Regions from separate parts of the Homo sapiens genome. Here region 1 is linked to region 2. A link is an interaction called in ENCODE POLR2A ChIA-PET data of the cell type or tissue named here. Cell type or tissue: MCF 10A. All regions are shown on one strand. Each heading gives the region's core, and the rest is flanking DNA. Links, peaks and the distances in the headings are about the cores only. Region 1 has its middle 370 kb from the start of PRR16. Region 2 has its middle 320 kb from the start of PRR16.

Region 1 (16,573 bases), core at 7,805-12,804, 51 kb after region 2:
AAGTTACTGTTATGAGAAGAAGGGAAAATAAATGCTAAACAGGGAGACAGAATGTATATATAGAATGTATTTGCAACCAATCACAAAAAAGCCAATTAATAGTGGCTTATGCCATAAAGTATTTATTATTTTCTTAAGAAGTCCAGAACTAAGCATTTCCAAGTGTTAAGCTTTTAGCATTTTTCTACTCAACCACCCTCAGTATGTTGACATTTTTCCTATGGCTTCATATTCTCATACATCCACACAATAAATTCCTCCTCATGCAGCTTTCTCAGTGAGAAAAATGTATTCCAAAAGTACTCAGCACAAATTTGACTACATCTCTATGGCCAAAACTAGGTCATATGTCACAAGAGAGACTAGGTTGCCATTGTCACAGGAGACCAATCATGATTTAAGACTCTGCATTGGGCGTTTTGCAGTTCTAACTCAATTGTGGTATTAGCAAAGAAAAAGAGGTAACGGCTACCAGATAGACAGCCAATAAAATCTGCCAGATGTTCAGAAAGGCAAAATTAACCTGGAAGTGGTGTGCGGAATGGATGAAGGGGATAAGTTATAAGGGGCAGTGCTGGAGAACATACGGAGGAAGGGCATCAACCAGAGCATTGATGGTGAGAAACTCTCTAATATTTGTGTAAATGTAAACTTGGAGGACATAAACCACCATTCAATGTGAAGTTATTTTTAAACATTAGAAAGAAATGGAGATCCTACTTGGCTTTCACTATGCACCACCAGATTGTTTAATTGCTTTAATTTGCTCATATCCACATGAGATTACTTAAAATTGTCTAATGTGCCTCTCATTTAATTTCTATTGAATACTTTTAAACCTCCTTCTTATACTCCTAACAAACCCCTTTGGCTTCTCTCTCTGGCAAAGGCAGTGTGCAAAAGCAGTTTTAATGCCATCTTTTACATATTAAAATTTTTTCACTTCCACCAACTTAATTCAACGTTCAGCATTTGGCCTTTTGTTCTTTAGTTATTTTTTTCTGCTTGAGTTTTCAATTCTTCCTTAAAAAGAAATTAATACCAATTGAGCAATATGACAATTAAAAGCAGAAAATGACTAACAAAGGCAAAAACACTGTCATAAACAATATTACTACTTAGGGGTGTTTTTATTTTCTAAGAATAGGAAAATAAGCTCTGAAAAATTTTAGAATATTAATTTAAATTTGAATTATCTCACAAAGATTGACTAACAAAATATAATCATTTCTTTTACTATATGATTTTATATATAATCAAGATATATTTATATGACTTTAATATATTTATTTAATGTTTTCTTTCTAGGAATTAAAATAATACTATGTCCCAAGTTTCTGCATTGGTAAATTTTTCTGCCAAAAAATTCAAAAAGAAAATGTAGAGTAAGATGTGCTTTAATGAGCCACGTCTAGCTATATGTTAGGTTGAAATATTTGTCTTTTTTAAAGCAGTATGAATGCACAATAGAGGGTTTTATACATTGTTATCAACAAATTGAGAAACCAAAGCTTTAATCGAGTTAGCGTTTCCCAACTCCAGTAAAAAATATACAAACATGTACATAATATACAAATTAAAACTGTTTGAGGCACAAAGTAATAACCTATTACTAAATACAGAGCACAGAGGTTAAATATCAAACATTTACTGAAGGTTAAAGAGACATCTTTTGTCTATTTTTTCCTAGGTTGACAAAATACTCAATCTGCTAGCTCATATTATGAAAACAGCCAAACGAAAATTCATCAGAAAAACTGAATACTTACCAAGCCAAACTAATTATGTACACAAATATATTGATTCTTCTGGCGTACTGTATCTAAGCAACTAAGCATTACTGAAGTTGTTTATGTTGTGCATCTTCAAACAAAGTTACTTACTGGCCTAACTCATTTCCCATCAGAATTCACAAACCATTTCTTTGCACCAACTACAAAGTAAGGTAGAAGCACAATTAAAGCCATCAGCCATGTAATCTTCCAAGATCACAGGAAAAGATAAAGAACTCTTACTACTGGACTTAAATGTCAAAAGACAAATCCTCTTGTCTTTACTACAAGAAATAAAAGAACAAAAAAAGTGCATTGTATTAACATATAACACTGTTTTTCTTAGTTTAAAATAATCAAATTCTATTTTGTAAAAGTAAATACAATAAAAAATAAATAGAAGGGCAAGCTTAATCAAACCAACATACTGTTGGCAAAAAGTTACTTACTATTGGTGTCTTAGACACAGTTCATTAGTTAAAAATCTGGGAGGCAGGGGTGGGTAGGTTGGTTTTTTTCTGTACCCGTTTTGTTTATCATAAAGTGACTTGTACCCTGATGGCTGGTTTCACTTTCCCTCTCTACAAGTCATGCCTATACTCAAGAAAAGAAGTGTCAATCTCAAATTTACAGTCAAAATACTGAAGCGAGGAATATAAAATATGTCAAATTACTTCAAAATGACTCAGGCTTAGCACAGAAAATGCACAAAGGAGCATACGTCTATTCACATTGTTTACTCATTCAATAGCTATTTATAGTGCAACATATAAAATCCTAGAAGCTTAGGGAACTATATTAATGATTAGCCCTGATAACTGTTCTCAAGGAATTTATAATCTTATCCTCAGTTATATACAGGTCCCTTTCACGAGTTTTCAAGTTTTGCACAATTTGAAGTCCTTGAAGCACTATCTGAGAAACTTCATTATAATAAAACAGAAGTTTTCTGGCTATAAAAATAACATTTTAAAAAAATTATCTGCGTCCCGATGAGAGACAAAGGAATCAGTTATTTTTTCCTTTTATAGTTCCCTAAATCCCCTGGAATCATACTCTCAGCTCCCATTGTATTTTTGTGATAGTTCTTTTTAAACATCTACCTCAACTCCTCTACTCCAGATTCACTTCTTTAATGCTGTCTGAATGGCTCAAGATTAATTTTCTATACTTTCTCTTTGAACAAATTCTTAGAAATCAAAATGTCAATGATCCTGAACAAAATTACTCTCCAAACACTGGCTTGTGCCAGGAATCATGACAATTGCTTTCTAGAAACTTAGTTTCTGTTACTTTCAAAATAGTCTGATATTTATGGGAGGACCTGCAGGTCTCAGTTTAAAAGAAGTTAACATATTAGTTTGAATGAGAAATTGGGAGACCTCAGATATATGAATAACAGATGAGAGATACTTTTCACATAGTAATAAACATTTCACTAAAGTGATAATCACAGAAAATAAGCAATCACAAAGTTCTTAGAGAAACAGAGAGGTTTCACTGTTAAATTTTTTTAATTGTTAAGATTTATTTTGAGTTGGTTTTGGGATCATTTAAAATCATAAAATATGCAAGTCCTATGCTAGTCCAGCTGCTTAATTTCCTAGGATTATTTATGACTCACTTTTGTTCAATAAGTAAAATTACCGTCCCTGCTAAATTTGAGTTACCAGACACTTCCAAAATATTTCTGAAATCAACAACTGTTTTCTAATTTGCTACTTGGCCTATCTTCAAAAATGTATTTAACACTTGTAGTAATGTCTCAGAGATTTGATCAAAGGTGTTTTAGTTATTTGTCTTCCCACTATAGCCGTGACTGATTTAGAGCAGACAGCACTTCTGCAAATAAACTTCACAAGTGTCTAAATCATATCCTTATACACAGAAGTGCCTGAACCCAAGGGACATCAAATGGTTAAACACCAAAGCCCTCAGCAGCTGCAGCCAACAGGTGATATATGATATGGTAGAAGAAATAACCTTAGAGACACTTCTTTGATTAAAGGGCTGAGAGATATTGAAGTGGTTATCTTTCTGCCAAAAGCCAAAGTGGTCTAATACTGGTGGTCAAACTTAGATGATCATCAGAATCACCTGGGCAGCATTTTAAATACAGAGATTCTTGGGCTCCCTGCCCAGTAATTTGGTTCAAAGCCTTAGGACCAGAAATCTGTATTTTTTATGAAGTGTCCCAGTTAGGGAAGTTTCTCCAATTCCCTACTGAGGCAGGATTAGAATAGATGATAGAACCATATAATTGTATAATGTATATTTACTTTCATATATTACTGTTTAATGATCCTGAATATAGTTTATGTGTCTACAAGTAACTTTTTAACTAACCCTTTTGCTTATATTTATAATATCCATCTAAGGAAACAATTCAGCTATTCTTATACAGATATATGTGAACTCAGAGGACTCAACCAATCAATATTTTGTCTGGCCCAAGAGTTAGTGGATCATGCAATCAGTAGCCCTTCCAGAAGAGGGTGGAAACAAGGCCTATTTGTATTTTTATATTTTTATTTAAAATGTGATGAAACAAGAATCTAAGTTGTGACAATATTGAAACCACTGATCTAAACCATTTGTCTTTGCCTCTACCCCTCACCACTCCTTCGGAAAAAAGGAACTGCATTCCCAGGCAACTCAAAAAATCTATTTTGCAGTGAGAAAAGAGCCAGCACTTCCTTACCTTCCAAAATCATATGGATAAGTGCCACAGAATCTAGGAACATGAAGAGCCAAAGTTATATACATGTGGGAGGCAAGACTGCTGATCTTAGAGGCTGTGTAGAGTGGCAGTCAAAAGCCCATGCTCTGGAGCCTAAGAATGCAGGTTCAGTTCTGGCAGTGCCACATATTAACTTGTGACTTTGGGCTATTTATTTAATCTCTCTTTGCTTCAGTTTCCTCATCTGGAAGATGTGGGTTAATTTTATTACATACTTCATTAGGTTATTGTGAGTATTTAGTGATGTCTACCTTAGCACTCAAAGAATATGCTAGAAATGTGTACTCCCAGACCCTGCCCCAGGATGTGAATTTTTAACAAAATTTTCACGACTTGTATGTATGTGACAATTTGAGAAGCAGTAATTTAAGACATGTGAAGGGTGCAGACTGGTCAATACTTTATACATTTGTTGCTATTACTTAGTTTAAACCTAAACATCAAACAATCACAAAGTCTAAAAGCTCTGCAAATAGATATGTAGATGACAGAAGCAGTGTCTAGCTGAATCTGTAGGAAACAAATGAGATGAGTTGGAGACCAGCTTAAACCAAAAAAGGATATGTTTGAATTATACAAAAAACTAGGACCTGAAGAAGAAAATGTGAGAAGAACCACCACAGGAATGTGTCTGGCAAGTTTATGTTCAGTTGTCTTTCTGGTGAGAGAGATAGAAAGCCAGTAAATAGGCCGGGCACAGCGGCTCCCGCCTGTAATCCCAGCACTTTGGGAGGCTGAGGCGGGTGGATCACCTGAGGTCAAGAGTTCGAGACCAACCTGGCCAACATGGAGACACCCCGTCTCTACTAAAAATACAAAAATTAGCTGCATGTGGTGGCGGGCGCCTATAATCCCAGCTCCTCGGGAGGCTGAGGTAGGAGAATCACTTGAACCCGGGAGGCGGAGGTTGTGATGAGCCGAGATCACGCCACTGCACTCCACCCTGTGCGTTGGGCACGAGACTCCATCTCAAAAAAAAAAAAAAAGAAAAGAAAGAAAAGTCAATAAATAATGACACTCTATATATTATGAATTTTCAAAATTTCATGTTTCCTGATTCCTCAACATCCCCACAAACAGGGATTGAGCACCCCACCCAGGCGACCTAGTGTATCAGCGCGATAAGGCTGGTCTCTGTTGCAAGTTCCCTTTTTGCCTTCCCCTGACTACGGCCCTAGTGGCAACCAAATGCACCACTGAAATCCCCTCATATATTCTGCTTGTGTAGTCTACCCTGATGCCCAACACAGGCACTTCCACATAGGTCCTCGCTGTTTTTCTCAGCTCCCCACCTGCTTGGGTTGGCATGCTCCCCTGGTGGCCCTACCTCTGTAGGAGCTCTGAGGATAATAAATCCTTTGATTTCATATGCCCTCCAAGTGTAATTTCCACAGCCAGAATGGAGTAATCCTTAAAGATCCCACAAGGGAGACTTACTCTCCCATTTATAACTCACTGTGGTAAAGATTTAATAACGAATGCACACAAAACAGAGGTAAGGCAGGAGATGAGTGGTGAACTCTGCTAAAGTCAGAAAATACTTCTCCAAAGAGTTCACATCTGACGTGGGTACTGAAAAAGCCAGGAGGCAAGACAGAAAGCATTCTAAACTTCAAGAATCATGGGTGCAAAGGTGTGAAGCCTTGGGGGAAGTACAAGTAATTCATGATCACTGAATTTCACAGGTCCCTGCACTGTGTGTATAGAGGACTGTGGTGCTCTGTCTGTAGAAGACAAAACCAGAAGAGACTGTGAAAATGCTGCTAGTCTCTGGGTCCATCTCTCTGAGACCTAGATTTTGTTGTTTGGGGTGAGCCCAAGTATCTGCATTTATCTAGCCCTCCACAACTCTGATATATGTGACAAGACATGATACTGGTGGGTGACTGAATTATGGAATGTATTATATTCCTTTCTGCAAATCATGAATTGTGTCCTGGAGTGAATGAGCTGATGCTCAGGAGTTTTAACTAGTGGAGGGAAGTAATCAACACTGTAGTTTAAGAAGTTAACTCTGGACAAAATGGGGTGAATGAATATTATGAATTTAATTATTAAGGGACTTTGTCCCTCAGTGTCCTCATCTCTGGAAAGGGACAGATAATGAGACAGTTGTAAGGACCGTAAAGCACTTAGAACATTGCTTAACATGTAGTCTGCATGTAATAACAACGAACATTTATCATCATCACCATTATTGTTATTTTGCTACATCAGACTTCACATAGCAGGGCTCCAGAAATAATTGATCCCGAGAACCTATTTCAGGAGGTGTAAGAACAGGTATATTTTAAAGTGTGTTAATAATCTGTACCTCATGCCCACTCAAAATATCTCAGTACCTTTTAAGAAAGTAGAAATATTTACTTGTACAGGTCTTCCTTTGCACTGTGAGACATATAATGGTATAATCATTTAATAATGTGCCATCTAATAAGAAAGATAAATGTTTGGCTACTTTAAAGCAGCAATACTTGAAAAATCTCTTGGGGGCAGACATATCCTTACTCAAACCTAAATCATCAAAACTGTGCATAGACTCCTGACTTAGACAAAGAGATAAGCAGAGAAACGTTTGAAAGACTTCAGTAGAATTACCACAGCACACATAATTTAATCCCTCTCCTTTATAAATAATCCAAAAGCAGAATAGGTTAGACAAGCCCTGGCTCATTATAACAACAGATGCGTAATCCAGGAATTCACAATCTGGTGGTAGATTCATTTTTTTTCATCATCCTGTGCTTAACACAATACTGTTGAGACACATTGAGTCTTGATAGGTTTTAAATGCCTCAGTAATGGGCATGCCTATTCTTTAGTTAGCAGCACTATGAATCATCTTGACCATTATTGACTGGCATATTATCAAAAATATATTAAAAGTATTTTCCAGTGATTACATATCTCAAAGTAAGACATTAATAGATTGCTATAGTTTTCTTTTGATATCTCTTCATCTGGATCAAGTACATAACAAGAAATGAACATCTATAACTGTGAAAATATAAACATATAAATTGAAGCTTATCTTTATTGATTTAACTCAAGCCGTTTCAAGGACATAATTCATCTTGGATTTACTACGTATTCTGAAGTTTGAGAAAAAGCTGTGTGCATTTATATCTTGTATAGCTGACATTCCAGTAACTAGAAACGTAGAGAATATAAAACAATGTTTTGTGGCTACCTACTCTGGTTGAATATTCAATGGTTTTAAAATTTTATTCAATGTAGATAATATACATGGAAGTTTTTCTATATTCCTTTTAAACTATAGAGTTTTAAAACAGTAACGGAATGTATTTAATAGTCATGACCTATTCTGTTCTGCAGTATTCCCATGTTCCCTTCTCTCTCCCTCCATATGGCCTTCCATATGCTGTTACTCTGCTCTCCCCTCTCTTCGCAAAGCAGCCCCACACTATCTTTCAGCCTCAGGTGAACCTTTTCTGACCTCCAGAACTAGGTAAAATCTTCAGTCCTATGCCTTCCTCACATAAAGTGCTTCTCCTTCCTGGCATTTGTCACACTTGTAATTGTACTCTGTGTGTGTGAGAGAGAGAGAGAGAAAGACAGAGACAGAGAGAGAGAAAATGAAAAAGAGAGAGAGAGAGTAAATGAAAAAGAGAGAGAAAGAGGGGGAGGGGAGAGAGAGAGAGTGTCCTCCTGGCTCCATGAAGGTAGAAACTGGAATTATCAGTGCCAGGGTCAGTGATTATGACATATGAGACGCTAAAATACTGTTGAATGAATAATACACTTTTTAAAAATAACAATTCCCAAACCTTTTTGCAGTGAGATACTAAATGGAAAGAAGAGCCCTGAAGTCAAATATCAGGTTAATTGTTTTAACAGCCTTAGCAACTGGAACCCTAACCACTTAAAGCCACTCCATACCACCCGCCTCTTTTCTCTCCTTTCCTATTTACCCTCTTCATCATTTTTATCATAACATTCATGTGAGTATATTCTATGTTTCAGGTCTTAGGCAAATGTTTTAGATTCACTATTTAATCCTGACTACAGCCCTCCAGGTACAGTCCTGTCACAATTTTATTTCATTTTTTTTTTTTTTTTTTGAGATGGAGTCTCTCTTTGTCGCCAGGCTGGAGTGCAATGGCGCTACCAGGTTCAAGCGATTCTCCTGCCTCAGCCTCCCAAGTAGATGGTACTATAGGCGCAAGCCACCATGCCCAACTAATTTTTGTATTTTTAGTAGAGATGGGGTTTCACTATGTTGGCCAGGATGGTCTTGATCTTTTGACTTCGTGGTCTGCCTGCCTCGGCCTCCCAAAATGCTGGGATTACAGGTGTGGGCCACCACGCCTGGCCCCTACCACATTTTACAGGTGAGAAAATTAGACTCCCAGAGGCTAAATAACTTGCCCTATAGGAAGATCTGTTTTTCTTTGAACCTATTGTCTCTTTTTCCAAACCTGCTCTTTCATACTTTGCACTGTAAAGTTAAGCTAGGAGGTTACAAACTATTTTGTTTTTTAGCTTTCTGTAGGTTCTGTCAGAACCAATCCAACAAATTACTTATTATAAACTAAACAATGGAAATAACACACAATCATATGTGTTATGACGGGTGCTATGTGTACTTTCATCAACAACATCATTTTGAAGTCTCAAAACACAGATGCAGACACATCACTCTATGTGCATTGACTTCTCTTGAGAAATGTCTATACAAATGCCCTATTAAATACCTAATTTAAATGTGTTTTTACAGAGAATTCAAATTAACTACACTTATTCAGTATATGATTCAGATTAATTATGCCCAAGCCATTTGGGGCTTTTGATACTGTTTCTATTTCAGGAAGCAGAATTTGGCATCAGTGTAGTCATTTCAAAAATGAGTTCCTAATATAGAAGATAAAAATATTCTGCCATAAATATCTATAGATATAATAAAACTTAACATTCTATAATGTGGATGTTGTATTTAGGCAACTCAAATTTATTTCTCTCAAAATAATAATGTAATACTAAACTGTTTATCATTTAACTGTTTATCATTTAAGACTTTAATGAAGCATTTTTGGAAAGAAGGAATTTAACATTTAGAGACTAACGTTATTGCAAAGGTGCTATAGAGGTAACTTAATCCTATTCCCTTGGTATGTATGTAAAGAATGGTCTCAGAAATTAAATTATTATGTCCTTTGATTAAATATTAAACTAGCTCAGGCTGTATATTTATGACCACACAAGTGATTTAGATGTATAGATATCTTCTCCAATCTACCATATGTTTTGTTTGATACTACAAATTAGATTCTGGTTTACCCCTCCTTGAACAGCAATAATAGTTAATGGGTTCCTTAAATATTTCTGTGTGTATGGAAATAAGCATACACTTTCTCCTGGACACTTAGCTTGCAAAAAGACCAAATCTTTATTTCACACTAGAACTTCCTGCTTGCCTTTGAATTTTTCAAAAGATAACACAACGGAAATTTGTGGGTGATTTCCACAGATAACATCCCATTTTCATTTCATTACTGTGTTGTATGACACATTGCACAAAGGGAGCTAGCTATCATTTCAAACATTTCTTATCTTTGGAAATAGAAGAAGAAATAACTTCATAACTCATAGGGGCATTATTAACATACCTTTTTAGTTTTATATTTTGTAAATTCAGTTTGGCTTTTAATTTGTTTGAAGATCTCAAATGTAGTCACTGTTGATTTCTAAGTATTGATATCTCTGCATCTTGATATTTTACAACTGCACTTTTGACTTCAGCCAGCTTAAAGAAGGGAAATGGCAATTGGCATTTGGTAGTATTCTCTTTCTAAAGTTCTTCAAATGAAGCAGCAGCCAGAAGGATCTTGTCTCTAGAATACTAAACAATAAACTGGCACAGCCAAATCCCTGTTATCACATACATGCATACTTACACACATATCCCACACAATCACACAGTCACACAGGAAGTAGTTGTTAACTTAGTCAAGTTTCTGCAGGTTACAGACTCTTCGTTGTCTTTCAGTAGTCACTAGTCTTGGATAAGAATGATCATATTTTCACTTCCCCCAGTCTGGAAATAATGCAAAAAACCAACATGCGGATAACATTAATGTGCATTATTAAAGTCAAAAAATGTGTTTTTCATCAACAATTAGCATTTTGGCCATGAAACAAATGTTTTGTTCTTTTTGTAGATCACTTTAGTTTCATAATTTGAATCAAATAAATGTTATCAAGTTCACTTCTAAGATGGCCCAGTTTGAATTGTGATACTTGAAATACTTATTTTAGTTGTGCTAAAACGATCTTGTGTTTTAAGTTACTGGAGTTAAATTGTTTCCTTGGACAGAGGCAGAAACACTGTGGGTCCTGCTACTTGACAGAAAATAACATTGTCCATTTGAAGCAGATTTACAGGCTTATTTGAATTGAAACAAACTTTTGACAATCAGTCAAATCAAACACAAGCTTTGTGTAGTTAAAATGTTTGAAAGAGCTCTTCTCTCTCTAGTACTTTACTATTTATTTGTATATGCTGATTTTCATCCTGGGAAAAATCAAAAGCTAAGTATGGCAAGATGGTTTTTCACCATGTCAAGATTCCACTTCACCACTTCCTTTTTTTTTTTTTTTTTTCTTTTGAGACAGAGTATCACTCTGTTGCCCAGGCTGGAGTGCAATGGCGTGATCTCAGCGCACTGCAACCTCTGCCTCCTGGGTTCAAGTGATTCTCCTGCCTTAGCCTCCCGAGTAGCTGGGATTACAGACGTGCATCCCCACGTTCTGCTAATTTTTGTATTTTTAATAGAGATGGGGTTTCACCATGTTGGCCAGGCTGGTCTTAAACTCCTGACCTCAGGTGATCCATCTGCCTCAACCTCTCAAAGTGCTGGGATTACAGGTGTGAGTCACTACCCTCAGCCACCTCCTTCCTTTTTTTGTCTCATATAAGCAGGCTTTTTCAGTGACCTGTAGGTGATGACCTGTAGGTGATGATTCCTCTTATCCCAAAACCAGACAGAGTATTCAAAGACAACAGAAAAATAAAAAATGTTTTCATGCAATTGACTGTAGATGCAGTTTAAGTTATTTACCAAATAAGTGATAGACACAGTAGATTCTAAAATATTTTTGTATTTCTCTTTGATATATATATATACAATTACTGTTGATAAACTCACCCTTCCCTTCTATATTGGTCCCACCGAATTTCACTACTACAATTAGAACTTCAATGTATTCTGAAGGTTTAATCATTGTTGCTTTAGTTATGAACCTTTTTAGAAAAAGTTAGCTTTGTTGTGAATAGGACCTTCCCAAGCAAGGCCGAAAAAAATGTGAGTTCATTTCTGAATCACATTTTTAGCTTAGTTAAATTTAGTTTGCTTGTATCTCATAGAAGACATCAGAATAAAAATCATATTTTAAACTTATATTTTAAATATAATATTATTTACAATATTCTAATAATCTTTGTAGATTAATAGTTCTAACTCATCTTTCACGTTTTTCTTCATGTCCTTCTATAGGTTATCGAATAAAAAGAAATTATTTAATTCTAATTCTAACGTGGGAAAACTGGGTCCATGGTATTCTTTTCTAAAAAGTGATAGAGAAGGTTACTGTTCTATGTCCCATGGCTGAAGCCCATGCCCAGTACTCCTTGTACCAGTGAGCATGAGGTGGCCATGGGATCTGCTCAGCTTTCTGGGGCCAGGATGGAAGAGCTCTCATTGGTGCCAGGCTCCCTAGTCAGTTATAAACCTGACTTTGGGCCAAATTAGGTTTGCTTCTGAAAAGACAAAGACATGAACCTTTTTATTATACTGGAGGTTGTGCTCCTTCAAGAAATGATTCACTTACCCAAAACAAATATTTTAACATATGTATATCTTATTGTTCCACATCCTTAAAGGGATGTGGGATGAGTACAACACACATAAGGACCTCTGCCCCAAAAACACACATTCATGCATCTACACACACAGAACACATATCACTTTCAGCTTCCAGGAATCAGCCGAGCAGGTAGAGAACGAGGAATAAAGTCCAAACAATTGGGTAATTTTAAGATGCTGGTCTCCTACTTGCAGCTCAGGAGGAGGGCTTCGTGAGCAACAATTCTTCAGACAGTGGTTTGGACTTAGGAGTGATTTTAAGATGCTGGTCTCCTACTTGCAGCTCAGGAGGAGGGCTTCGTGAGTAACAATTCTTCAGACAGTGGTTTGAACCTAGCACTTTTGAGGCTATACTCTCAGCTTGCCTAAGCAATGTTATCTTTTTCAAGAGGCTTTTGTGACACAAGTTTAATTACTTAAGGACAGATACTCTACTTCAGGCCACAGAGGGTGACAATTGCTTTTGCATGTTTTAAATATGCTATCTAAGAAAAATATAGTTCAAAGAAACATTTAAATCATCATTCCCTCTGGATGCATACTTTAAAACAAAATGTAAACATTGGTGGTTGTTGCCTTATCTTAAATTTAAAAAAAAAGAAAAAAACTTCTTAAAGTAATCAATTAGAATCAGTTCCTCCAAACAGAGTTTTCATTTTCACCACCTATTCAAAAGATATTTGGGTTAATTCCAGGAGGCAGCGCTTGCAGTGAGCCAAGATCGTGCCACTGCACTCCAGCCTGGACAACAGAGCAAGACTCCATCTCAAAAAAAAAAAAAAGATATATGGGTTAATTATAGCTGATAATAACTCTCAGACACTAAAATCTCTAGAAAACTAGACACTTCACAAAGGATTTTCTAGTATAATCCAACGACATGCACCCAGAATTGGAAGTCAATGTCGTCCAAAGGTTGCGAACTAAAGAAACAGTGTGAGTACAGAAAACTGTAAAAATATCTTAGTTTACAGGATACAATTGGGACTAAATGCCAGTAGCAAGAACCTTTACAGATACATTTATCTGGGAATTCTAGCTCAGCTCTTGCCACTTATTCACCTTATGGCTTTAGGCAAGTCTTTCTTAATCTCTCTCAGATTCAATTTCCTCAGCTGAAAAGTGATAATAATAAGACCTAACTCACAAAGTTATAATAATTAAAACAAATTACACATTTTAAAAGTTTTTATAAACTGTAAATCCCCATGGAATTGTAAATTGGTTTAAGGAAAAGAGCAATAATTAAATGATCATGAAAGGCCCTATAACTTATCATAAAGAAGCCAGAAATACTTCCATGGAATGCATAAATCCAACCTCTATATCAATATAGCAGAGAATTTCTAGAATATGCTATATCAAAGAGAAAAAATTAATGGTTTATGATGTGGAGATATTTAAGCTCTCTTATAAATAAAAAAATACAATTTCATGTACATAGAATTATGCATTACTCATGGCATTCAAAGTTAAAATAATATTTATAAGAATTCAGCAGAGAAATATGGCTCTTTCTAGATTTATTTCTTGCCTTAAGCCCTCATAACTGCTGACAGTCAAAACACTTATTTGCAAATATAAAGATCTTGCATTCATAGAACTCAGTACATTGTTATTTCTATGTTGAAATAGATATTTGGCCTTCTATAACTTAAATTTTTTAAAAAACCATGTAAACCAGAAGCCAATATACGGTGTGAACAGAAAACAAGTCATTTACCTCATATGTTTCTGGCTTTCTAAAATAAAATAACTGCTAGAAAATGAAAGCAGTATAATATCACTCTTTATTTTAGTCTGGGTTCTCCACAGAAACAGAACCAATATGATATGGATATAGTTTATGGCATAAATATGTATATACACACACACGTGTGTGTGAAGAGAGACAGAAAAAAAAAAGATACAGATTTACTGTAAGTAATTGGCTCACATAATTATGGAAGCCAAGTCCAAGATTTGAAGTTGGCAAGCTGGGGAGCCAAGAGAGCCAATAGTATATTTCCAGTTCTAGTCCAAATGCCCGAAAACTGGGAGAGCTGATGTTTTAAGTTCCTGCCCAACTCTGAGTGAAAAAGCAGGAGAAGATCAGTATTTAAACTTGAAGAATATCTGGCAGAGAGAGAGAATTCTTATTCAGCCCTTTATCCTATTAAGGCCTTCTGGGGATTAGATGAGTCTCACCCACACTGGGGAGGGATCTGTTTTACTTAGTCTACCAATTCAAATGTTAAGTGCATCCAGAAACACCCTGAGAGTCACACTGAGAAACAATGCTTAACCAAACATCTAGGTACTCCATGGTCTACTCAAGTTGACATACAAAATTAACCATCACACTCCTCAACTGAATAGAAATAGTCAACTGAATTTTAATGAATAGCTTTCATTCATCAGAGTTCATATTCCAATATTAAACTTAAAAAATATTTAATATTGAAATATCATCTACTTAGAATAACTTTTTTTTAAGTTACAATGTTTATGTAAGTCTACTTGACTGGTTGAAAAATGTATTGGATTACACTTTTCTGTTTTCTTTGGTAAGCATTATGTGGTCAAAGCTCTGAGAGTTGTATACAGAATGTATTATCAATATCACTACTCAGCTATGTGCAAACATCAGTCTTGCATTATCTCCTGACCTAGACAGCATCTGCTGCAGCCCTTTCACAGTGTACAGCAGATGGTCTTCAAGGGCCCATTTGGCATTTTCTTCTCAACTTCCTAATTGCAGGATTATTCCAGGACAGAGCTGATTCCTTCCCTGTACCTGCAGATGTTCTCTTGGAGTATCACTAAGGCAGGTTCTTCATACAGCATGTTAAATCTGCTAATGCTTGTCCTTTATCTATAATGGCCTATAGGACTTTTGGGAGGCCAAGGCAGGAGGATCAGTTAAGGTTAGGAATTACGGGCAACATAGCAAGACCCCATTCTTTAAGAAAGGATATGAAAATTAGCAAGGCATGGTGGTATACGCCCATGGTCTCAGCTACTCAGGAGGTTATATGGCTAATGTTTGTCCTTCTTTTTGTCTAGTCGATAGTCATGGGACACCAGGATATCCTGCCTTCCCAGCCTTGGCTCCATAGGAAAGCAGTGGAGAGAGGGAAGATGTTGCTATGCCATTCTGCCATTCTTTCTCCAGTGGCACAAGGATGGATCAGAAACTTTGGGCCTCAGAATAACCTATGGTGATATGAGGAAATGAGAATCCAGTATCTGCATCTTATAGAGATCTCCAAACATAAAATGGGAAAGGTGAAAACAACAACAGTCTTTCCACAAGTCCTCTTTTTTTAACCTTTTATCCAAAAAAAAAAAAAAATCCACTATTGCTATTCTCATTTCTCATTTTTATCCCTCTGGATTAAATTACCAACTCATATAGGCCTCCTTTTAACCTTGATAAAATTTGGAGGGTCTGGAACTGTGAATGAGACTTATTTAGATTTTGCCTTCTTTTCATGCATGAGCTGTCTCCATACTATTCTCCATCAAATGAAGACAAGAGGCCAATTCTGTTGATTCTATATACTTATTCACAAAACTAGTGAATAATTGATGATAAGTGGTAATCCATCTATTAGCCTACTAAGGAAAAAGTGAAGTTAAGATAAAAAAGTATCCTGGGAATCTAAGTATTGTGGAAAATCTGCTCTTAATAAAGCATGTTTCCACCATTCCAATATTAATTTTGTTATTGAATAATTCAACTGCTATTCAAATTACCTACTGTAGAGGGCTCACATGGATGCAGTCAGATGGCCTGTATTTGGGCCAGAGCTAGAACACTGATGTTCCACTATAGGCTATCAAAAGATGAAGTGTAAATGGATGGGCAAAAGCTTCAGTGTTAGTGAGTCAGGTCAACCATCAGTACTGATGAGGCTATGGGGAGAGAGACCAAGAGGTAAGGATTAACAGGTCCCAGTCAATTTCCTGCAGGCTGGCCTTCTGCAAAATTCTGTGGAAACCAGTCATTGTTTGAGACAATCAATCCTAGTAAATGCTGAGGTGGCAGCGCAGACCACAAGTTCTTTTGAGCTGTGACCACAAGTCTCAAACCCTATTCCCCTAATTGTACAAGTGGAAAGGCCCCAATCAATAAATGCTGAGGTTGCAAAAAAGAGATGGAGACCAAGCTCTGGCACATCATACTGTTGTTATGA
Region 2 (16,573 bases), core at 7,215-12,214:
TTATTATCTGATTCCATTTAATTGTGATGTATTAAACAAAAAGAACAAAATGGGGAGAACGTTTAGAAAAAATAGTATGCTTAGTCATGATAACCATATATGAACAAATTTTTATGGAAAATACCATAATTAAAAATTAGTATAGAGCCTTCCATAAGAGAAGCATTCTTTTTAAAAAATATTTTCAATAGTTACCTATTTTTTTTTGTGTGTGTGTAATCAGAAAAATATTTTATTTGTTTATTTATTTTTTATATATTTTTTTATTCAAGTTATTTTTTTTTTTTTTTTTAGTATTTATTGATCATTCTTGGGTGTTTCTCACAGAGGGGGATTTGGCAGGGTCATAGGACAATAGTGGAGGGAAGGTCAACAGATAAACAAGTGAACAAAGGTCTCTGGTTTTCCTAGGCAGAGGACCCTGAGGCCTTCCGCAGTGTTTGTGTCCCTGGGTACTTGAGATTAGGCAGTGGTGATGACTCTTTTTTTTTTTTTTTTTTTTTTTTTGAGCACGCTGCCTTCAAGCATCTGTTTAACAAAGCACATCTTGCACCGCCCTTAATCCATTTAACCCTGAATGGACACAGCACATGTTTCAGAGAGCATGGGGTTGGGGATAAGGTTATAGATTAACAGCATCCCAAGGCAGAAGAATTTTTCTTAGTACAGAACAAAATGGAGTCTCCCATGTCTACTTCTTTCTACACAGACACAGCAACAATCTGATTTCTCTATCTTTTCCCCACATTTCCCCCTTTTCTATTCGACAAAACCGCCATCATCATCATGGCCTGTTCTCAATGAGCTGTTGGGTACACCTCCCAGACGGGGTGGCTGCTGGGCGGAGACGCTCCTCACTTCCCAGACGGGGCGGCTGCCGGGCAGAGGGGCTCCTCACTTCTCAGACGGGGCGGCAGGGCAGAGACGTTCCTCACCTCCCAGACGGGGTCGCGGCCGGGCAGAGGCACTCCTCACATCCCAGAAAGGCGGCGGGGCAGAGGCGCTCCCCACATCTCAGACGATGGGTGGCCGGGCAGAGACGCTCCTCACTTCCTAGATGGGATGGCAGCCAGGAAGAGGCGCTCCTCACTTCCCAGACTGGGCAGCCGGGCAGAGGGGCTCCTCACATCCCAGACGATGGGCGGCCAGGCAGAGACGCTCCTCACTTCCCAGACGGGGTGGCAGCCAGGCAGAGGCTGCAATCTCGGCACTTTGGGAGGCCAAGGCAGGCGGCTGGGAGGTGGAGGTTGTAGCGAGCTGAGATCACGCCACTGCACTCCAGCCTGGGCAACATTGAGCACTGAGTGAACGAGACTCCGTCTGCAATCCCGGCACCTCGGGAGGCCGAGGCTGGCAGATCACTCGCGGTCAGGAGCTGGAGACCAGCCCGGCCAACACGGCAAAACCCCGTCTCCACCAAAAAAATACGAAAACCAGTCAGGCGTGGTGGCGCGCGCCTGTAATCCCAGGCACTCGGCAGGCTGAGGCAGGAGAATCAGGCAGGGAGGTTGCAGTGAGCCGAGATGGCGGCAGCACAGTCCAGCTTCGGCTGGGCATCAGAGGGAGACCGTGGAAAGAGAGGGAGAGGGAGACCGTGGGGAGACGGAGACGGGAGACGGGAGAGGGAGAGGGAGAGGGTGAGGGAGAGGGTGAGGGTGAGGGTGAGGGTTACCTTTTTTTTTTTACTTTCATTTTAAGCTCAGGGTTACACATACAGGTTTGTTATATAGGTAAACCTGTGTCATGGGGATTTGTTGTACAGATTATTTTATCACCCAGGTATTAAGCCTAGTAACCATTAGTTATTTTTCCTGATTCTCTCCCTCCTCCCACACTCCACCCTCCAAACGGCCCTGGTGTGTGTTGTTCCTGTCTATATGTCCATGTGTTCTCTTCATTTAGCTCACACTTATAAGTGAGAACATGTAGTATTTGATTTTCTCACAACAGAAATGTTCTTAATCATAGTCTGCAAGTTCAGAATGGAAGTTCTAGAAGGAACTCTAGAGTTCATTTTACTTCCAAATAAAGTTAAACTATCCTAACATGACTCAGCCTTTAGTAACTTCTGTTGTATATCTTTTTCAATTCAGAGGATAACATGACATATTAAGACTTGCATTTTTGGGTTTGCATTAATATCAAATGTTTAGAAGTGCTATGGAAAAATGTATATAAATTTGATTCCCTCTTTCTGATGGTAAAATTAAAGCAGCTACAGGAGGCTATACCATATGGTTTTTGGAGTACAAGAAAATTGAGTCTGAATTAATTTCTGCCAATAATTTGCTGTGTGATCTGAGCCTCCTTTTCTACATCTGTAAAATGAAGATGAATTAACTACATTATAATGATTACCTACAGAGAGAAATGAGACGGGATGATATGGTGTGGTTCTGTGTCTCCATCCAAATCTCCTGCCAAGTTGTGATCCCCAGTATTGAAGGAGGGGCCCGGTGGAAGATGACTGAATCATGGGGTAGTTCTTAATGGTTTAGTACCATCCCTCTTGCTGTTCTCAAGATAGAGCTCACAAAGTCTGGTTGTTTAAAAGTGCATAGCACCTGTCCCCTACCCTTCCTGCTGGCTATGTGAACATGTGCCTACTTCCCCTTTGCCTTCTGCCATGATGTAAGCTTCTAGAAGCAGAAGCCTGTACAGCCCATAGAACTATGAGCTGATTAAGCTTATTTTCTTTATAAATTACACAGTCTCAGGAATGTCTTTCTAGCAGTGTGAGAACTGGCTAATCCAGAAAATTGGTCACAGAGAAGTAGCGCATTGCTGTAAAGATACCTGAAAATGTGGATGTGACTTTGGAACTGGGTAATGGGCAGAGGTTGGAAGTTTGGAGGTCTCAGAAGACAGGAAAATGAGGGGAAGTTTGAAACTTCCTAGAGACTTGTTGAATGGTTGTGACCAAAATGCTGATAATGATATGGACAGTGAAGTCCAGGCTGAGAAGGTCTCAGATGAAGATGACGAATGTATTGGGAACTGGAGTAAAGGTCACTCTTACTACGAAGAGGCTGGTGGCATTGTGCCCCTGCTCTAGAAATCTGTGGAACTTCTAACTTGAGAGAGATAATTTACGGTATCTGGTGGAAGAAATTTCTAAGCAACAAAGCATTAAAGATAGAGCCAGCTGCTTCAAACAGCATATACTCATATGCGTTCACAAAGAGATGGTCTGAAATTGGACTTAGATTTAAAAAGGAAGCAGAGCATAAAAGTTTGAAAAATTTTTAGCCTGACCATGTGGTAGAAAACAAAAAGTCATTTTCTGGGGAGGAATTCAAGCCTGCTGCAGAAATTTGCGTGAGTAACAAAGAGCCAAATGTTAATAGCCAAGAAAATGGGGAGAATGCTTCCAAGGCATTTCAGAGAACTTCACAGCAGCTCCTCCCATCACAGGCTGTAGGCCTAAGAGGAAAAAAATGGCTTCAGGGGCTAGGCTCAGGACCCTGCTCCTCTTTGCAGGCTTGGGACACTGCTCCCTGTGTCCCAGCCACTACAGCTGCATCCATGGCTAAAAGGGCCCCAGATATGTCTCAGTCAGCTGCTCCAGAGGCTGCAAGCCAGAAGCCACCAAGGCTTTCATGTGGTGAAAGCTTGCACCCTCTGCCAGCCACCAAGCGTGTAAGGCTTTCACAGGTGCACAAAGGGCAAGAGTTGAGGCTTGGGAGCCTCTGCTCAGATTTTAGAAGATATATGGAAATGCCTGGATGTCCAGGCAGAAGTCTGCTGTAGGAGCAGAGCCCTCATGGAAAACATCTACCAGGGCAGTAGGGAGGGGAAAGGTGGGGTCGGAGCCCCCACACTGAGTCCCCTTTGGGGCACTGCCTAGTTGAGCTGTGAGAAGAGGGCCACCATCCTCCAGACCCCAGAATGATGGATCCACCAATAGCTTGCACCATGCACCTGGAAAAGCTACAGGCAGTAAGCACCAGTCTGTGAAAGCTGCTGTGGGGGCTGTACCCTGCAGATCCATAGGGCCAGAGCTGCTCAAAGCCATGGGAGCCTACTCCTTGCATCAGTGTCACCTGGATGTGAGACATGGAGTCAAAAGAAATTATTGTGGAGCCTTAAGGTATAATGATTGCCCTGCTGGGTTTCAGACTTGCATGGGGCCTGTAGCACCTTTGTTTTGGCCAGTTTCTCTCATTTGAAATGACAGCATTTACCCAATGCCTGTAACCCATGGTATCTTGGAAATCTCTAATTTTTTATTTTACAGGCTCATAGGTGGAAGAGAGTTACCTAGTCTCAGATGAGACTTTGGACTTGGACTTTTGAGTTAATGCTGGAATGACTTAAGACTTTAAGGAACTGTTGACATGATTGTGCCACAAGGCATGATTGTGTTTTGCAATGTGAGAAGGACATGAGATTTGAGAGAAACCAGGGGTGGAATGATATGGTTTGGCTCTGTGTCCCTACCCAAATATCCTGCTGAATTTTGATCCCCAGTGTTGGAGGAGGGGCCTAGTGTGAGGTGACTGAGTCATCAGGGCAGGTCCTCATGGTTTAAGAGAAGGAGGATATCTTAGGGTTCATGTTTTGTGAGTCTGAGATTATGGCAATGCATGCCTCCTGGTTTATCTCAAAAAAAAATGGACTCTGCTCCCCTGTAGTTACTTCAAAAAGCATGGACAAAGAGAAATGCACACCACATAACTAAATGAATTGTTGTCTACCTTGATTATGAAACCAATGTCACAAGCATCAGTTACACTTGTTAATTCAAGAGTCTAGTTCTATTTTACTTGTTATGCTCTTTTTTACACCTTTTATTTTATCCTCTTTATTTCTCACATTCTAATAATGCTAATTGGGCTGGCATACTAGTCAGGACCTTAGCTGGAAATAATGACACAGTTAGTATAACTTAAGAAAGATTTAATAAAGTGACTAACTACAAAGCTATAGAAACTACAAAAGGGAGTGTTGAACCCTGGAAAAAAGATAGGCAACTGCTAAAATCAATAGACCTAAAAACTTTGGAAAGGGAAGAAGTTACCAGAACTTGGAAAGAAAGTGTTGAATAGACCAAGGCAGCTTGGTGGAGCAGTGCCATTTAGTTGAGGAACATAGCTGTTCTGATGCACCTCACTGGGGGAAGCTCGCTTACCTCACTCTCTTCCCTCTCTTCAATATTATCACTGTCTGGAGGGCAAAGGAGCCTCTTAATACAGGCCATGCAGATCAGCTTCTTTAGCAGAAAGCCACAAGAAAAATAGTGGAAAATAGGCATGAAGGGGCAAACAGATTTCCAGCCTAGCTAATTAAACTCAGCCAATGAAATGCTATAATTTTTTAAAATTAAAATGATGAATATGTCCTCACATAAGTCAATACTCATTCCTTCACCCCTCCCAACTGTTGTTATTTTTAACTTTAAAAGTTAACATTGTATATTTAACAGAACACTGATTTTCCTCAATATGCTGTTTTTTAATTATAAAGAAAGCTTATTTTACTGGATGTTGATTAAGAAAATTTATCTTCTGGAAACTTTCATGAAAGTAAGCAAACTTTGTTTTACCACTGTCAGGTTCATTAAGATAATTTACAAACAATAAATTTAACACTTTTTTAGTATATAATTCTATGAATTTTGACAAACACATACAAATAAAAAAATAGTGTATTTTCATCACTCTAAAAAGTTTTCTTGTGCCACATTATAGTCAAATCTCCTCCCATAATGCTAGCCCTTGGCACCCACTAATCTTATTTATTTCCCTGCCTTTTTTAGAATGGAATATAAATAAAATCACATAATATGATTATATGATTCATTATTTGCATAATGCATTTCAGAGTCTTCACGCTGTTGAATATAGCATTTTCTTATTAGCCTAGTATGAATACACCACAATTTATTTGTTTATTCATTTGAGCATGCTAAGACTTTTTAAGAGAAAAAAAAGATGCTCTTAATATAAATGTGTATTATGTCACTCTGATTAGCAGTATTTTTTTCTCTTCCTGATTACATTTTCTGCCTTTCAAATTATCTTTATTAATATATTTTTTAAAATCAGATCATTGTTTATAATTTCTTAAAGAAAGGAGGCTATATTTTTAAATTTCATTAAAAGAATAAATTTTACAAAACCTTAACAAAATCCATGGAATAAAAATGTTAATTCTAAAAGTGTTAAAAGCAGAGACCACAATTTAAAAACTGTAATAAAGAAAATTTTATAAGATTCTACATAACTCATTTGAAGAAAGTATATCAAATAATAATTTAATTAAAATTATTTTTAAAAAAGAATTAAGGGCTAATTTTATATGTAGTGCTTTATAATATACAAAGAGTAGTTTTCATAAATTATTTCAGGTAACCAGAATGACAGATGTCAATACAGTGTTTTGGCAATCAAAAATTATGCCATTTTTATCTTTTAATTTATTAGTCATAATGATAGTAAAAACAGAGTTTTAATTTTCACCACTGCTGTCTGGAAAGTTAACTTTAACCTTCTGTGGCAAAGAGAAAAGTATGACATCTGAAAGCAATCTAATGAAAATGACACAGGATGAATTTTTTAAAAAACTTATAAATAGGAGAAATAGTGTCGTTTTATCCAATATTACCAAAATATATGAGAAGAAAGTAGCTTTTACTTAGATTCTATAAAAGCTCTTCATGCATTTTTATATAAAATTTCACTTGAAATATTTTTTTTATTTGAATATCAAAATCAAAGAAAATGATAAACAGTAATAAATCAAGCAGGAGTGTATGTCACACTAGCAATACTTCACCCAGAACTCTTGAAATTATGGAAAGAACTTTCTGATAGATGAAAAATAATTTTATCCAATATAAAAATGAAGTAAACAACTTGTTAATTAATTATAAAGTCAGAGCATATCTATGGGAAAGAAAATTGCAAAGGATTTTTTAATAAAAAAGGAATCATTTTAACAATTCTTCTGCATTCTTTTTTGTTTCAAATTTTGTGCAGAGGTCACTCTATTTCTTATGGTGTATTGTCCTATTACCTAACAAGTGCATATTCCAATTCACCAGGAAATTCTCCCAGCCAGTTTTCAGGTGCCATTCAACTCAATGTACATGGTATCTTTTTCATATCTCCAAAGCTTTACTTTTATTTCAGTGAAGTAACTTGGCTAATAAAACAGTGTTTGGAAAGTTGATCCAGACATAATAAAAAGATGGTTTCCCCAGAATAAAAGAGGTTTATATATTTACAGACTTCACACTAAAGCAAAGCCACATGTGAACCAATAATGCCAAGGAAACTTACGATGAGAGAGAGAGAGAAATATGAAAGTTTGCTGGTATAAAGTCAGAAATATTAGAGAACAAGTTTTATTCTCTTTACTCATTGCTATACCCAAAACTAAGGGGGGAAAAAAACAGCTTTCCAAACACATGGACATATCAAGATACTGTCAGGAGTTCATTCGAAGTCCTGTTAGTTAAAAAAAGGGATCCTGGGTATTTATAAAGTATAGTAAAAAAGGGTATAAGGGAAAATCTACAGGGACACTTCATTTCTGTTCCAGCCATCTTCATTCAGGGGAAAATGTGACAAGTGATAGAAAAGAGTGGAGGGTATTGTGCTTGATTAATTCATTAATTTTCAGTGTAACGGTAATGAAATCAAAATGTCAGCTCCTCCCTTATTGAATCAGTTTATGTTTCTAAGAGAAATTCCCCTTTTGTGGCCACAGACAGTTTGTTTTGGTCATAATCTTCCATAAAAATATCCTTTGATGTTGTGCATGTCCTAATCGGCAAGAGTACTAATAGATTACACAAGGTCACAATAGATTAAACATTGTTCCTTAAGAACAACTCAAACAGACAGACAGGATTTTGCTAAGAATTCATTTGCAGAGCAAAGCAGACACATCTCAGATTTATCTATGGGTAGGAAACATTGTCCAAAAAAATGTTCAAGGTGGTCTCAGAATCTGAGTCCCATGTATATGCAGTAAAAAATTTTCAGAGCAACTAGTGTAAGTCTGTTGAAATAGTTTTGTGACACTTCCCAGAGGGCTTCTGCTGCTTTCTACACGAGAATAGCCTGGGTATATTCACTTGCCCAATTATATTTATATGATACATGGCGCTAGAAGTTGGGAATACAACAGTAAAGGGAACAGACAAATTTCATTCTCTACTGGAACTCACAAAAAATGTAAGACATGAAAAATCCTATAAAGGAAATGAAATAATGTCATAATGAGTGTTGTATGTTTGAAGAGGAAGTTGAATTGTTTAGCCAAAGAAGGTGTGACATTTGAACTGCAACCTGAACAATGAATGAAAAAGTGTCAGCCATGAGAACCCAAAGGACATTTCAAGTAGAGGAAAGAGCAAGTGCATCATTGCCATGTGACTTTACCTCTCAGGACCGCATTTCTTAGTCTATGAGGAAAGATGACAATGCTTGTCTTGTGGGTTATCATAAAGACTTACAGAAAATCAGCCTAGCACACACCATAATGAGGGCTCCACACCCCCTTGTCATGACCATTATCTGAGTTGCCATCTCCTTCCCTCTGATGAGAAACCCCTCCCTCCCTAACACTCACTCCAAGAGTCAGTGTTGCATATCTTACTAACAGTTGGGGGTGGGGGATGATATGGATACTTTTTAAAGACAAGCAAAATTTTCAGAGAAAAACTATTACAGAAATAAGGTATGCATTCCACATATGTTATAAAGGAGGTGTTTCATATTTTTAAATAAAAGAAAAGAGGGTAACTGAGCCTACAAATTTGAGGTAACTACCCTGAGCAGGAGTCCTCTAAAGGAGCATATGAACAGCCTCAGATAGAAAGGACAGGCCTTGCCTCCAGAATGTCATCTGCCTCAAGACAAATCCCAATTTGTTTCCAGCTCAGTTCCTCCCCAAATGATCACCACACAACCTTATTAGGTAAAAAAGACCACCTCTCATATGTGTTTCCTTCCCAATAAAACTGCATCTTTTTTTTCTATGTGGGAGCTCCCCATACCTTTTTAAGTGACATGCTACAAAGTGACAAGATCGAGAAGAATCAAGGAAGAAGGCCAATCCACAGGATCCTTCTAGAGAAAGTGAAGGGCCATTTCCTTCCAAGCTTTCTTCCTTCCTAGTTCTCCTCTTAGGCTGCCACAGACAGTCTGGACTACACTGAAACTGTTGAGATCTAAATAGGCAACTTCATAACCAACACAATGCTGGGTTCTGACCCGGCAGGTAAGCAAGATAAAATATAAAAATGGGGAAAAGGAACAGGTAAGGATGCCAGGTATTAGCATTTAGAATGCCTTTAATAAAGAACCTGAACAATCTAGTAGGATCCAATAAAAACTGTAGACTAACTATTAAGTAAATTGCCAAAAGATACATCTTCCCCTAGAAAAAGTAAGTGTGCTGCAAGCATGATTATGTAGACCTTGAAAGAACAGCTGGAACTAAGTACATTAAAATAACACTGAACAAAATATGGGTTTTGGAAGTACTAAATGAAAAACTGTTTTCATTTTGATTTAATCTGTATTTTTAAAATAGTATATTAACAAAGATGACAAAAAGGTTTGAAGTTTTTTCTTCAGTAGGATATATACAAACTCCTATAAAAGAACCAAAAATACATGATATTCTTATAAAATCTTAGCTAATTACTGTCGGTTTGAAAGATATGTTTATTTAATTCCAGTTGGACTTCTGGTTTACTCACTTGGTGATTTCCAGGAAAAGACAACTTACGACATTAACAAGGGACAGGCCTCTGTTTCCCAAGAACTGTTGAGCAATATCAGTGACTCATTTTGGGGAATAAACAAAAAGACTAAGAAAAAGAAAAGCTATTTCACAACTATAAATACACACTACAGTTACAGAGCTTTTTCCCATAGAAGCCTATACAGAAAATTGTAAAAAAAAAAAGAAAATGGTTGTGCAGAAAATAAACATAGAGGAAAGCAGTAAAAGAGAGTCAAGTAATTTTAAAATTAAAAACACTTTGCTTTCAAAGAAAGTAAAGAGTATATAAGAATTATTGCTTTGTTGTTGCTTTGTGCTTTTCCTTTTAACCACCTGGCCTTTTTTCCGAGTGTCAAAAAATGGCCAGTAGTATCACTTACCACACTGATTTAGCCTAAGTACTATTACTTGAAACACTCAATTCTTAGCAGTAACAGAATGATCTTTTTATATTTCATTAGGTTTGCATCTGCATCAAAAATTATTCCAGGTGCAGTGGTTAACACATATAATCCCAGCACTTTGGAAGGCCAAGGCAGGAGGATCACTTGAGGGCAAGAGATACAGATCAGCCCTGGCAATACAGTGAGACTCCAACTTTCCAAAAAAAAAAAAAAATATATAGCTTCTGGTGGTGGCACACACCTGTAATCCCAGCTGTGTAGGAGGCTGAGGTGGGAGGATTCCTTGAGCCCAGGAGGTCGAGGTTGCAGGAAGCCATGATCATGCCACTGCACTCCAGCCTGGGTGACACAGAGAGAGACACTGCCATTAAAAAAATGAAATTATACACTTACTGTAGTCTTCTAGTACAATGTACTATATTTGAACTGAGTGGTTCAAAGATATTTTCCTGACACAATGATAAATTTTAGGCAAAAAATATTATTTTGAAATTTTATGTTTTTAATTTTGAAATAACAGCAAACCTACAAAAAAATTACAAGTATAGTTCAAGTGACTTCCATATTCTCTTTACACAGAGTGCCCAATTATTAATGTTTTACCACATTTGTTTCATTACCCTCTCATTCTTTCTTTCTATATACATAGTCCTTTTTCTAACAGAATGCCCTATCACCTCTAAATACTCCAGTGTGTAGTCTAAAAGCAAGGACACCCCTATACTATATCAACATATATCCTTCCCCTTTAGTAAATTAGCATAACACTACTATCCAGCTCACTACTATCCACTCAAACTTTGCCAAGTTCCCTAACAATATCATTTTGACCTTTTTGGTCCAGTAAACCATCCAAGAATATACACTGCATATAGCTGTCATGTCTCATCAGACTCCTTCAAGCTTGTTAGCCCTCTCCTACTTCTCCTGTCCTTGGACAGTCTTAAAGAGTATAGGCCCTGCATGCTCTCATAGACCCTCATACATATGACCCTCAACATATGTCTGTCTGATGTTTCCACATGACCAGACTCAGCCCACGCATTCTTGGCATTGCATCAGGAGGCACACTATGACAATGGTGGTCATAGTGTGACCATAGTCATAGTGTGACCACCACACAACTCTGAGTATATGGTAAAGCTGGTAACTGCCACGTTTTCTCTTTAGAAACCCAGGAGGGGATTTTACCAATTGGAGAAAGGATAGGCAGAAGAACAATGAGTGAAAACAAGCATACTCTAAGACTGAGCCTGGGAGAGACTGAAGCAGCAAAGACCCTGAGTCCACTCCCATGTAGCACCTAGGGAGACAGAAGGCAGGAGATCTGTGATGCACAGATTTGAAGTGATCAGATGTGATGTCTCTGACTTCTAGCACGATGTTTTAGGAAAACAGAGAGTTGTATGCTAAGCATCTGAATTCTTGGTCACCACATATTCTAAGGCACCAAGTATATGAAAGAAAAAAATAAGTGTATGAAATCAAGGCTTCTTTAAGCTTGGTCTTTGAGTGTCCTGTTAGTTACTAGCATAAATAAGAGAGAACAGAATAAAGGGCCTGCTTGGTGCGTTAAAGCTATGTAAGGAGGCCGTAACAATGACTAAAATTGAATTTTCTAGCAGACAGGTGGGATGGATGTCCAAAGCATACTGAATTTGATTTAAAAGAAATATGACATTTCTACTAACCTGCTTCATTCTCAACCAATCAGATAAAGGGATTAGAAATGGCAAGCTACAATTACAGTCTAATTAATAATTCTCATTATGAATTGACAGTAATATCACTTATATGTACATGTATAGTTCTTTGAATGTTCTTGGCAGACATGCATAATATATTAATGCACATTTTTTATGTCTCTTGATTAATATCCCAGAATATACTAGACATGCTTTAAAAATCAGGAACAGAAACAAAAAGTACAGAGGAAATTGATAACATAGTTTTTTTAAAGGAGATTCAAATATTCTAGTCTCAAATCTCAGGTTATGGTATAATGAAATTTCTATACATATTGTATGAATATTTATGCATAGGTATTGAAATAGTTGACCTCTAAAGTCCTTGACCATTCTAAGAGTCTATGATTCCTTTTTTATTTTGGGTCCAGAAACTGAGTAGAAAAACAATTCATCTAGTTTGGAATCTATTTCAAGGAAAAGAAACCAGTGTCTAAGAAATACATTAATGCAGGTGATAAAAATAGAAGAAAATTATAAAGTAGTCAGTTGTAAATGTGTAGCTACATGACTGACAATGAGAGATGCTTTAACCTCTAATTTATTTAAAGCAGAAATGGTTACTATGATCCAGCTACAATTTAATTGCAATATTGCTACATGGCCTTGCACTCATTATTATCATTCAGCTATAATTTCTCTCACTCCTGGTTGCAGACACAGTTGGTCTCCCACCCACATCCCTTTGACTGTACCATTTCAACTCAAGCTGGTCTGACTTCTAAATACCAGCTTCTGCATCTCTTTATCCAACATCACCCTGCTATGATCTAAGTCTTTCTTATGTATAAAGGGCATCTGGGAAATCTCTATGTACACTGTCTTGGTTTACATTCACCCAAAACCAAATCCTGAGACAGGATCTGAATGAATTTTGTTTTTGTTTTTGTTTGGGTGGTGAGTGATCCCAGGAAGCATGGTGAGGGAGGATAATGAAACAGAAAAGGAAGAACATATAATACAGGATATATAAAACATTAGTGAGCAGTTAGTTGATGGACAACTGTGGCCAATCCTTTTGGGAATCATTCAAGTGACTATGTACTTAAACAAAGCTCAGAATTGCCTCTTAAGAGGTTAGATACCTACAGTATTCATCTACAAACTCCTGTCCTTCATTTTTTGAAGGTCACTTTGTAAGTTAATTCATCAGCATTTCTGGCCACCTTCCTGTGCTGGAAAAACAATCTGGCCAAAGAACCCAGGCTGACAGACTCAGTTTCTTGAGATAGGAAGCACATGCAGTTAGTTTATAGGGCAACAGTCCACTAGAGCCATTGGTGATCTCTCGTATGGACAAAGGATACTTGACTAAGCATCATTCTCAGCAAACTAACACCAGAATGGAAAACCAAACACCGCATGTTCTCACTCATAAGTGGGAGTTGAACAATGAGAACACATGGAGACAGGGAGGGGAACATCACACAACAGGGTCTGTCGGGGTGTGGGGGGGCTAGGGAAGGGATAGCATTAGGAGAAATACCTAAGGTAGATGACGGGTTGATGGGTGCAACAAACCATCACGGCATGTGTATACCTATGGAAGAAACCTGCGCGTTCTGCACACGTACCCCAGAACTTAAAGTATAATTTAAAAAGAAAAAAATGAGAGTATCTGCTAAGAATATATTACTTCTAATATTAAATTTTAAGATGTATTTATTATGTACCTTACTAATCACAATTTATTTCTCTTCGCAAAGCAACTGAGAAGCTCACCCTGTCTTTGTCTGCAACATCTACAGCTATTGTATAGGGAAAATATTAAGTAAACTTGATTGGGAATTTAAAGGTCCATGCCTATGCTATCCAGGGAAAAAAGTAGAAGAAAATGAGCACCCTATTTTATACAGTAGGTTGGACTACATAGAAATAGAAGCCAATAACTGAAATATTATAATCTGTTAATTACTCAACATGTTTTTATTCTCATGAAATTCAGTTCTCATAAATTGCACATAGGACTGAATGTGAGATTACCTCATGCTGAGGCAAAGAACCTTCAATAAATAAACATCCCTAAGTTTTTGTGCCATCTGGTCTATTTTAATGAGATAAAAGGATATGTTTTGGAAAATAGATTTTAAGGGTTTTTATAACAATTTTACAGTTAAAGCCCTATGATTTAAAATACCATATATTTACAATATTCTGTATATTCTTCCAGTTTCTATTTAAAGTTGTTTTATAATTTAAGCACAGTAAAATTCACCCTTTTTAGTGTATAGTGCTATGAGCTCTGACAAAAACAGTCATATGAACACTACCAGAATCAAATATAAAATATTTCTATCTCCCTCTTTAAACTGTTAAAATTTTCGCAATCACTTTTATTATTAAACACAATCATAGTTAAGACAAGTAAGCCCTTGACCACTTATTCCAGTCCCTCTTCCTCTCCACAAAGAATCACTATTCTGTTTGGGATATTACCTTCATGAGCTTTTTCTGCATGTGTGCAATTATTCTAGTTCCTATCAGTGACTAATATAAATTTATATATACATAAAGAGATTAACACTGAAGCTGTGGATACTTGCTATGTTAAAGATTATGTTTATATGTTTTAACATTATTTTGGACACATTATTTTATGTGACATCTCTATTTTTATCTTTTAAAATATATATACTATGATTGAGGAATTGTATTGATGTTCTAGTGTGGTTATTTCTTTTTATTTTTTCCATTATCATGAGCATTCATTATTATAATAACCTTGTAAGGGGATTTTTAATAAACTCTGAGTAATATACAATATGGAATAGGGATATAATTACTGAAATTAATAATAGGAATATAATTTCACAATTTACAAAACATTTGAAACCACTATATTTAAGTTGGTACAATTACTTTTGCACCAACCTACTATTATTTGTGATTATAAAAGAGATGCTTACTACACTAAAAAGGGCAACAAAAAAGTTACTGAAAAATCACTTTGTGGTAAAGTTTTAAATGTATATAACAATAAGAAAAATGTGTTTCCTCCTTCTTTCTCCAACATAACACTTAAAGGCACCAATATGCTTATTTTATATATATATATATACACACACACACACACACACACAAAATACATATGTGTATAAAAATCTTATTTACAAGCTTAAAATACATATGCTTATATATTTTTGTACATATTTATATATGCTTATTTCCATATAAGTATATTTTGTATTTAATCATAAAGATAAACATATGTACACATTTATTTCTGGTTAGTTTTCTATCAAAACAATGAAATTGTACATATTGCTTTGTTACAAATAAAGCATATATCACAAACTATCTTTACAAGTAAGCACATACTCATATATATCACTATATTTCACATGTGTAAAGCATTCAATTTTATAAATCAACTACTCCCAAAAGCTGATGCTAATAATGAATAAATATTTTTTGCACATTTGACAAATATAAAAAAAAAACTATTGTTTAAATTTGCATTTTAAATGTTTATTTTTATCATGGTTATTAGTCATTACATTTCTTCTCTAAATTGTTGGTTCATTACATTTTGCCTATTTTATTTTCTAGGCTGCTGGTTTTCTTGCATATTTTGTTTTACTGTATCTTTTTTATATAGTGAGAGTATTAAGCCTTTTTCTTTTCAGTTAGGTTTTAAATATTTTTAATTTTCCCTTCTAACTTTGTTAATGGTGTCTTTAACCATATAAATTTAAAAATATTTATAAGATCAACTCTGTCAATCTTATTCTTTATGGTTTCTGAGGTTTATGTTACAGGTAGAAAGGCTTTCCATACAATAATATTTATAGATTCTGTTTTGTTTCAACTTTAAAAAATTTATTTAATATTTTTGAGAATATAAAATACGGACAAAGTTTCTCTTTATTCAAATAGATGGCTAATTATATCAGTCCAATAACTGAAAAATAATGTGACCTGATGGTATAAAATACCTTATTAATGCTACCCTAAATTAATCCTCTATATCTCATTCCATTTTTACAAAATAGTTATATAATGTCTCGTATTAAAATGGCATGATGCTAAAACAAAAATTTAGAGTTGAAACACCTTCAATATTTGTGTTTGTGTCACTTTAAGAAAGTAACTTAGATCATTGAGGGGTGGAGCCACGATGGCTGAATAGGAAGAGCTCCAGTCTACAACTCCCAGCATGAGCAACGCAGAAGACGGGTGATTTCTGCATTTCCATGTGAGGTACCGGGTTCATCTCACTAGGGAGTGCCAGACAGTGGGTGCAGGACAGTGGGTGCAGCGCACTGTGCGCAAGAAGAAGCAGGGTGAAGAACTGCCTCACTTGGGAAGCTCAAGGGGTCAGGGAGTTCCCTTTCCTAGTCAAAGAAAGGGATGACAGATGGCACCTAGAAAATCCAGACACTCCCAGCCTAATACTGCGCTTTTCCGACGGGCTTAAAAAATGGCGCTCCAGGAGATTATATCCCACACATGGCTTGGAGGGTCCTACGCCCACAGAGTCTCACTGATTGCTAGCACAGCAGTCTGAAATCAAATTGCAAGGCAGCAGTGAGGCTGGGGGAGGGGTGCCTGCCATTGCGCAGGCTTGATTAGGTAAACAAAGCAGCCAGGAAGCTCAAACTGGGTGGAGCTCACCACAGCTCAAGGAGGCCTGCCTGCCTCTGTAGGCTCCACATCTGGGGGCAGGGCACAGACAAATAAAAA

Evidence for each region. ChIA-PET counts read pairs that join two places held together with the same protein. Peaks named below come from ENCODE experiments on the same cell type or tissue, not always from the same donor. Only the 100,000 strongest peaks of a DNase experiment are listed, where the experiment ranks them.
Region 1: POLR2A ChIA-PET joins it to region 2 with 5 read pairs; 2 of 35 experiments call an interaction of 5 or more read pairs at or near these places.

What each region holds. Positions count from the first base shown.
Region 1 is chr5:120,082,463-120,099,035 of GRCh38, reverse strand. No RefSeq gene overlaps it. Among named protein-coding and RNA genes, the nearest start is that of PRR16, 370 kb to the left of the region's middle. RefSeq lists a silencer at 10,355-10,555. In MCF 10A, for the core only: no CTCF peak of the experiment used is centred there; no DNase peak of the experiment used is centred there.
Region 2 is chr5:120,132,449-120,149,021 of GRCh38, reverse strand. No RefSeq gene overlaps it. Among named protein-coding and RNA genes, the nearest start is that of PRR16, 320 kb to the left of the region's middle. In MCF 10A, for the core only: no CTCF peak of the experiment used is centred there; a DNase peak (open chromatin) is centred at 9,761.